Linked DNA regions of Homo sapiens: region 1 is linked to region 2. Evidence: chromatin loops called from intact Hi-C (ENCODE). Cell type or tissue: PC-3. All regions are shown on one strand. Links, peaks and the distances in the headings refer to the core of each region. The heading gives the core; the rest is flanking DNA.

Region 1 (4,404 bases), core at 235-4,234, 58 kb before region 2:
ACCACTTAAACATGGAAAATAATAACAGAGTACATTTTGTGACAGCAAATAAATTATCGGTTAACTTAACCCTATAGGATTCAAAGTTGGTAGCTTTAAATGATATTAAATTGTATTTGACTGTCAACTGCTTTTAAAGGCTTACGTGGCTCCCCATTGTACCTGTAGTTATTTAGGTCTGGAAGCACAGGGTGTTAAGAATGCCACCATAATGTCTTTTCATAAGGGTTTGGTTTGTCATAGCCTGTAAAATTAGGTTCACCAGTTAGCTGCTTTATGAAATGAATGTCATTGGTCATGGTGGGGGAGGTATTAGGAGAAGGTATAAAGGAATCTAAAAAAACTTTCTTTCTTTCTCTCCCTCCCTCCCTTCTTTCCTTCTGCCCCTTCCTCCCCCCTTTCCTTTCCTTTTTCCTCTTTCCCCTTTCCCATTTCCCCTTTCCCCTTTCCTTTCCTTTCCTTTCCTTTCCTTTCCTTTCCATCTTCTGTATTGCTAGTAAAATAATTGTTGCTCACTGAAGGCTTTAAAAAACACTGGTTGCATGCTTAATATAGGATGGCAACAAAATGGACGGGTTTAAAAAATATGTAGATGGTATGATACCCCTTTCCTCCATCCTTGTACCAAATTTCTTTCAAACCTAGAATAATTTATACAAACAGATGTATCAGTAGATGGAGTATTATGCCCACTTTTTAATTTAATGATCAAAAAATGCCAAATTCTTCCCAGAGTGGCAGTATAATTCAGATGTAGTTAACTGTTGGATGCAAATTCAATTATGGTAGAAAGATTTACTTTACTTTGAGAGGTTTTTCTAAAATCTTCTAAAATTATGTTGATTTTTAAAATTTGAAATAACTTTAGACTTACATAAAAGGTATAAAAATAGTACAAAGAGGTCCTGGATATCTTTTGCCCAGTTACTCCTAATGTTAACATCTTATATAACCATAGTATAATTATTAAAACCAGGACATTCACATTTATAAACTATCCTTTTTCTAGTTCAGGATCCAATTTGGGATCCTACCTTGCATTTAGTTATCATCATGTTAGTCTCCTCCCATCTGTTAAGCTTTTCAGTCTTTTTTTTCTCTCATCTTTTATAAATGTTACTGACACTTTTGAAGAGTACTGTTAGTTATTTTTTAGAATGTTTCTCAATATGGGGTTGTCAGATCTTCACCCGTGATTAGCATGTCTTATGATGGGTGAAGTTAATGTGATCACTTGGTTAAGGCTGTGTCTGCCAGATTTCTTCATTGTAAAGTTACTGCTTTTTCCTTTGTAATAATAAATGTTCATTTTAACCTTGTAGTTGTATAATAATTAGTAATTCCTTTGTAATTAATACCTTCCTCTAGTGGGGAGGTACTGCAAATATACTGTGTCCCATCATACTTATCATGGGCCAGTTTTGCAATATCCTGTGTTCCATCATACTTTACATGGGCAAGTTTTGCTATCTATCAATGGTTCTTAACTGGCAGCAGTTATTACTGCTTTGGTCTTTGCTTAATGGCGAGTTTTCTATTTCACTCATTCTTACTATATTTGGAATTCTACAATTAAGGAAGTACTGTCCTCTTTACTTATTAATTATCCAATTAATTTATTTACATGGCTTTGTGGATATTTTGCCTTATGGGTTAAAATCCAGTAATTGTTGCTCAAGTCATTCTCGCTTTGGTTATTGAGGGCACTTGAAAATTTGTTCCTGTGTCTTTTCTACAATACCCTCTCTCATTTTGTGAGCACTAATTTACTTTCTGGTATCACATGATGTTCTGGGTGTATCTTGTATTTTTCCTGCTTGCACCAGCCATGGAATCAACCATTTTTCCAGGGAGCTGAGTTCATTTTACTAGAGAATGATATCTAGAAACCAAGATCTGGGTGCCAGGTGTGCTCCATGCTACTGGGTGTCATTGCTTCTAGGCTCTCTTAGTAGATAGAGCTAGCAGTGTATATGTTTGGTAACATGTATGAACACATATGTTTTTATTTTCTTATCTATCCATCTATGTATATAAATAAAAAACTGCCAGTGATGCTGCCAGTTCTGTTCTTCCACCATAGGGTCCATTTTGGTCTTTTTTCCTGTTCAGCCCTTTTCTCTTTCTTTGTTACTTCCTTCTCCAAAGGTGAGAAACTGTTCTCAACCACAGTATATTGACTTACTTGTTTCATCCGAGTACACACAAACAAAAGTAGTTTTAGAATTAGTGACCTATTCATTCCCTGGTGAGAAACACAGTTTTAAACTAGAGTACAATATTTGTCTTTAACTTTATGGTATACAGGCAAATTCTGTTTTCAGAAGTTACTTGGGTTCTTTTCATCCCTGCCTAAGGGTTATGTTAGTCACTTGTAATAAAATTAGGTTCACTTGTTATTGTTTGTATGCTGTTTTAAGTTCCTCCTACATCCTGTTTCATCATAGCACAGTATCCCTCTCCCATTTATTTATGATAAAGATGTGTTCTTAAAAGGACTGGATTTGCTTAAGGTTGGGTACAGCTGTAATTGCTTTGCCAGACAGCAGTTAAAGGACATGTGCTTTGGCAATCATTCTCTTGGGCTTGCTTGCCTGGTTCCTTAGTTTCAGCTCTCATTTCTACATCGTTTACACTTGGGAATTGATATCAGCTGTGGCCCCATAACTGTCAGTGCTTGAAATCATGCCCATCGACTAAATCTTATTTGTTCTGTATGCACAGTTTTAGACCCGGAGCCACCTACAGTATGAATACTAATTCTCTCATAGCTGTGGTAAATCATGAAGTATTTTGTAGACCCTGTCCTTTACTGGGTTTTTCTTTTTCAAGATAGAATCACTTACCACAAAATTTGTCATTTTAAAGTGTATAATTCAGTGGTTTTTAGTATAGTCACAAAATTGTATATTGATATAATTCTAGAACATTTTTATCACCCCAGAAAGAAACCCCTTACCCATTAGCAGTCACTTCCCATTCTCCCCTTTCGCTAGCCCCTGGTAACCACTAATCTACTTTGTCTTTATGGATTTGCCTGTTCTGGGTATTTCATATAAATTGAATCATACAATATGTGACCTTTTATGTCTGGCTTCTAGCACGTGTTAGTACTTCATTTCTTTTTGCGATGAAATAATATTCCATTGTATGGATATACACATTTTGTTTATTCATCAGTTTCTACTTTTTGTCAAAAAATAACACTATTGTGAGCATTCATGTATGGGTTTTTGTGTAAACATGTTTTCAGTTTTTTCAGGTGTATACTTAGGAGTAGAAGTGCTGGGTCATGGTAATTCTATCTTTAATTTATTGAGTAACTGCCATAGTGGTTGAACCATTTTTTCATTCCCACTAGCAGTGTATGAGGCTTTCTTTTAATTAATTTCTCCACATCCTCTCCAACATTTTGCTGTTTTTTTTTTTTTTTTCCATTGCATCCTAGGGGGTATGAAGTGGTTTCACATTGTAGTTTTGATTTGCGTTTCCCAAATGACTAATGATGTGTCAAGGATCTTTTGCATGGATTCTTCATGCAAAAGAATGAAGGTGGACTCTTATCTCACAGCATATGCAAAAATCATTTCTGCACTCTGACTTCTAATCTGTTGGTTTATAAGTCTTTGCAGATCCAAGTACCACAATGTTTTGGTTACTGTAGATTTTGCGATAAGTTAGTTTTGCAACTAGGAAGTGTGATGTGCTTATTGGTTATTTGTATATCTTTGGAGAAATGTCTATTCAAATCTTTTGACCATTTTGTAATTTGGTTATTTACTTTTTTGTTGAGTTGTAAGAGTTCTTTATATATATGTGTGTACACACACACACACACACACACATACGTTTATTCTGGATACTGGATAGGAATATATTCTATACTTGTACCAGTATACAAAGATGTTTACCTAAGAGTGTTCACTGCAGCAATGTTTATAAGATAATTATCAGAGATATGGTTTGTAAATATTTCTCCCATTCTGTGGATTACCTGTTCACTTTCTGAATGGTATCCTCTACATCAGAAACTTTTAAAATTGTGATGAAGTCCAATTTATATATGTGTTTCTTTTATTGTTTGTGCTTTATATATCTAGGAAACCATTGCCTGATTCAATGTGATGAAGATTATAAGAATTTTATAGTTTAACTCTCACGCTTGATCCATTTTGAGTTCATTTTTGCATATGATGTGACATAAGGGCCCACCTTCATTCTTTTGCATAGAATATCCAGTTATCCCAATACTGTTTGTTAAAAAGACTATTCTTTTTCCATTGAATGTCTTGGCACCCTTGTCAAAAATCAATTGACCAGAAATTATGGGTTTATTTCTAGACTCTGAATTCTATTCTGTTGGTTTATATGTCTTTGCTGATGTAAGTACCATAATGTTTTGAT
Region 2 (4,404 bases), core at 195-4,194:
AGGCACAATCTTTAGGTTTGTTTGTTACAGCTTTCATTGAACAAAAATGAGAATTCAGAATTTTTCACTTTCTACTATAATGGCAAAGAGAATAATTGACAGAGAAGACTTTTCACAATTATTAGACAAATCAGAAGATCAGTGCAAAGAGCCAAATAGAAGCACTGTAGGCCGTAATGATGTGGGTGAAATTAATAATATAAGTGAAATCTCAAGACTGAGTCTTTGGATGATGATACTCTAGATCTTCTCAAACACCTTAATTTTGATGAGTGAGCAATCTGTTTTTAAGGACAAAAAAGAAACAGGTATTCTCTTCCAGTTAATCATTCTGCAGCAAGGACTCTATCATGTAGTAGTTTTCAGCAAGAATCTGGACCATCTCTTTTAGCTAAACGAATGCATGACCCTATTTCATTCATCTTTTATGATGCTTGTTTATCAGCATTGACTTCATACTGCTTTTAAGTGGAGAAATGCTGAAGGCTGGTATGAATATAAAAGTGATTAAAAGGAAATAGATTATGCAGAAGTAGAAAAATTCATTGGATTCATCATTGTAATTGGTGTTTATAAATCTAAAATTGAAAATGTTTTGCAGTCATGGACCAAAGAAGATAACTGTTCTCTTTTCAACACAATTGGGAGCCATCAGTGGTTTTAGAAGTGTTGCAATTTGACAGAACAAATGCAAGAAAGAAGAACTAGATTAATAAGCTAGCGCCTGTTAGAAATATTTTTTGAAATCTGAAATCAATATTTATAAGATAAATATGTTCCAAGTTCACCAAAAGCAGTAGATGAGCAGTTAGTTGCATCCAAAAGATGTTACCCATTTCAGGTATAGATGCCTTCAAGTCCAGGAATAGTTTTGGGTTATCATTAAAATGAAAATTTAGAGTGAAGTTTTTTTACAATTTAATTATTCCTCTGCAAAGTTTTGCTAAGATGACTTAAATATAAAAGATTGAAAAGATTCGTTGTATCTAGATTGTAAGTGATAATGCCTGTTTTTCCTTAATGGAAGCATTAAAAAAAAAAAAAAAAAGAAAAGAAAAAAGAAAAAAAAGGATTCCATTTGAACTAGGAACATTCTCTTTGAGTAGCCCAAAGGAGAAAAGGAAGTATTAATGATAATACATATTTCTTGACTCTTCAGTGTGTATTGTTTAGCCAATAATGTTGTTGCTTATGTGCTTTCAACTTTAAAATCAACCAGTAAATAAAGCATGAAAAAGTCAATTACGGTTATAGAAAAGGATGCTAATGTACTAGATTATGCAAAGAAAAAGTTGGTAATGGAAATTAGGAAGTAGAAGCAGCAGAGGGAACAGTGGTAGAATGAAGGGTTAAATTGCTTATGTCCTTATTTCTAGCAGATCAAGAAATAGTATTTGGAATGGCACAAAGAAAGACTTGTTATTTTTTAATTATAAAAGGCGAGTGAAATAATTCTTTAAACTGTGATAAAATACGCATATTATAAAATTTACAGTTTTAAAGAGTTAATTTGGTGGAGTTAAGTATGGTCGCAATGTTTTACAACTGTTAACCGCTATCTAGATTCAGAACCTTTTCATCATGCCAGAAGAAAACCCTGTACACATTAAGCAGTCACTCCCCAGTTTTCCTCTTCCCCTAGTCCCTGGCAACCACTCACTAATCTGCTATCTCTATGGATTTGCCTATTCTAGATATTTCATATAAATGAAATGATATAATATGGGACCTTTTGTATCTGTCTTTTTTCACTTAGCATAATGTTTTCAAGGTTTATTCATGTTGTAGCATGTGTTAGTACTTCATTCCTTTTTGTGGCTAAAGTAATACTCCATTGCATGGATGTCACAATTTTACATTTATCAGTTGATGAATATTTGGCCTGTTTCCATCTTTTGGCTATCGTGAATAGTGTTGCCGTGAACATTCATGTATGAGTTTTTGTTTGAACATTTGTAGTTATCTGTATTTTATAGATGAGGACAGTAAACTACAGAGCTAGATTAGTAAGTAGCCCAGGATCACACAAGTAAGAGATGGTGAAGCCAGGGATACAAATCCAGGCAATTTGATGTCAGAACCTACATTTTTTAACCACTGTGCTTAACCTGGCAGCTACTAGGTATCCAGTAAATGTTAACTTTCTCTTCCTTTTGAGAAGTTTATTTTTTAGGTATTGACTATATTAATTTTGCGTTTTATTAAGCTTTAAGTAACATCCAATTTAAATTTTGCTGTGAGTGCTGTTTAACCTACATTTTAATACTTTGTATATGTTGGTTATAGTTTGGCTGTAGCAGCAATTCCTGAAGGTCTCCCCATTGTGGTCACAGTGACGCTAGCTCTTGGTGTTATGAGAATGGTGAAGAAAAGGGCCATTGTGAAAAAGCTGCCTATTGTTGAAACTCTGGGTAAGTCTGTGTTAAGAGCATTCTTATGCAATGATGCGTAAGTTTATGTCAATAGTGAATCATCTCAGAGTTTTACAGTTTTTATCTTAGAGATTTGCATAATGATGTTTGGCTTATGGCAAAATTGGATATGGTTTTAACAACCAAAAAAGGCAATTAAAAATTCCTATCCCTTAGGTGAGGGGACTTGAAGAGAAATCTTTCTACATCATGTTCTAATGCACAAATCATGTTAAGAAAATCCATACAACAACTGAAATCTTGGAGTAAAATTAATAGAATTTTTTTCTTGTGACATGTCAAAGAAGATAATGTATTATTACAGATCCCAAATGTCATACTTGAGTTGAATTTGCCTGTAAGAACAGTAAATTTACAGTAGTTATATTGCTGTAACAAAACTTTATGTGCAATATGCTTTGAAACTCCAAAAATGTACTGAATTTAATTTCTAGTTTGTATTTTAATATCTTCTCCATATATGAGAAGCTGAAATACCTTGAAAAATCCTGATTGAAGAAATTATACGGGTTTATATTTAGAAACTCTCCAAACTTTCTAGAAAAGATGTTATATAAGATCATTACATAAAGCTAATGTGAAGTAGCTTTGTAGAAACTAACTGTATATAAATAAGAACATGTCATCATCTAATTTTTATTTTTAATTTCAGAAACTGTACCTTATGCTGAAACAAGCATAATGAGAGAAGTTAATCTAAAATTAACAATGAGTTTGATTTCTATAAAATTCAGAGAAGTAGGACAGGATTCTAGTCTTTGATTTGTTTTTTAAGTGAACCTATATTTCTCCTTGATTCTTTTGGTGACTTGTAATGATTTAATTCTTTAGGCTGCTGTAATGTGATTTGTTCAGATAAAACTGGAACACTGACGAAGAATGAAATGACTGTTACTCACATATTTACTTCAGATGGTCTGCATGCTGAGGTACTCTATAGGTTTTTAAAAACAAACAAAAACAGTATCCCTTTAAGAAACTTGGTGTTTAACATTCCTAACAGTTCCAGTGTCTTACCTTCAAAAGGGCTGTAAATTAGTAGTGGAGTTATTTTCTCTCTCTGTGATTTTACCAAGTCTTTGTCTCATTCCACTTGTACACTTGTTCAATCCAAAAACTTTGATTCCTCCTTGACATCTCTCTTTCAGTCACCCCTTCATCTATCCATAATCAAATCCTACCAATTTTGACTTCCTAAAGAATTTTCCCAGCCATCTACTTTATAGCCAGCTTCTTTAAGTTACCGCCATTTCTCACCTGCCATTCTGATAAAGCTTTTTGACTGGTCTTTTTCCATTCTTGATGCCCTCACTCCATAAGCAGTTTGAGGGATCTTTTTAGAACCAAATTTTAAGCATGTCACTCCATAAATTAAGGTACTCCAATGGTTTTCCATTGTGATCAGGATCCTGAACTGTGGCGTCTCAAAGCCGTACATGTTCTGTCCCTTATTTTCTCCTCTACCCTTATATGCTACCCTTTGCTTTCTGTGCACCAAGTATACTGGCTTTATAGTTCTTTCGATGTGACACAATTATTCCTACTTTAAGAACTTTGCTGCCTTTGTCACTGTTTAGGATAGTCTAATGCCTCTTCATCCTTTGCACCTTAATTCCAACCCACTTCTTCAGAACACCCAGAAGTGGCCCTATGTTATATGTTGTCTTAGCATTTCATACCTCTTAGTCCTTATCTTAGGTAAAATTTTCTGTCCCTTTTCCCCATTATAAGAGAGCAGGAGCTATATTGCCTAGCACACAGCCTGCTTCATAGTAATAAATACTCGATAAATGAATGAATGAATGAATCACTTTATTTTAACAATTATATATTGATACATTGTCTCTTAAGTGCACATCACTGTGCAGTAGTTCTTCCTGAAGGTGCTTATGGACAGGTCTAATCCTACTCAGTCTATGCAGGATTTCTGACTGGAATGCTCTTAACACTACTTATGTTGGGTACAGTGATT

What was found. Hi-C counts contacts between places; a loop is a spot of excess contacts. Peaks named below come from ENCODE experiments on the same cell type or tissue, not always from the same donor. Only the 100,000 strongest peaks of a DNase experiment are listed, where the experiment ranks them.
Region 1: a loop joins it to region 2, with 5 times the contacts of the local background. A loop is called at or near these places in 8 of 110 quality-filtered maps.

What each region holds. Positions count from the first base shown.
Region 1 is chr3:130,903,258-130,907,661 of GRCh38, forward strand. The region is part of intron 2 of ATP2C1 (ATPase secretory pathway Ca2+ transporting 1); the gene reads left to right. Among named protein-coding and RNA genes, the nearest start is that of ATP2C1, 11 kb to the left of the region's middle. In PC-3, for the core only: no CTCF peak of the experiment used is centred there; no DNase peak of the experiment used is centred there; H3K27ac peaks cover 2,779 bases.
Region 2 is chr3:130,961,685-130,966,088 of GRCh38, forward strand. It overlaps ATP2C1 (ATPase secretory pathway Ca2+ transporting 1), which reads left to right. Exons shown (of 28, transcript NM_001378687.1): 13 at 2,287-2,411; 14 at 3,264-3,361. Among named protein-coding and RNA genes, the nearest start is that of ASTE1, 63 kb to the right of the region's middle. In PC-3, for the core only: no CTCF peak of the experiment used is centred there; a DNase peak (open chromatin) is centred at 2,377; H3K4me3 peaks cover 459 bases; H3K27ac peaks cover 2,978 bases.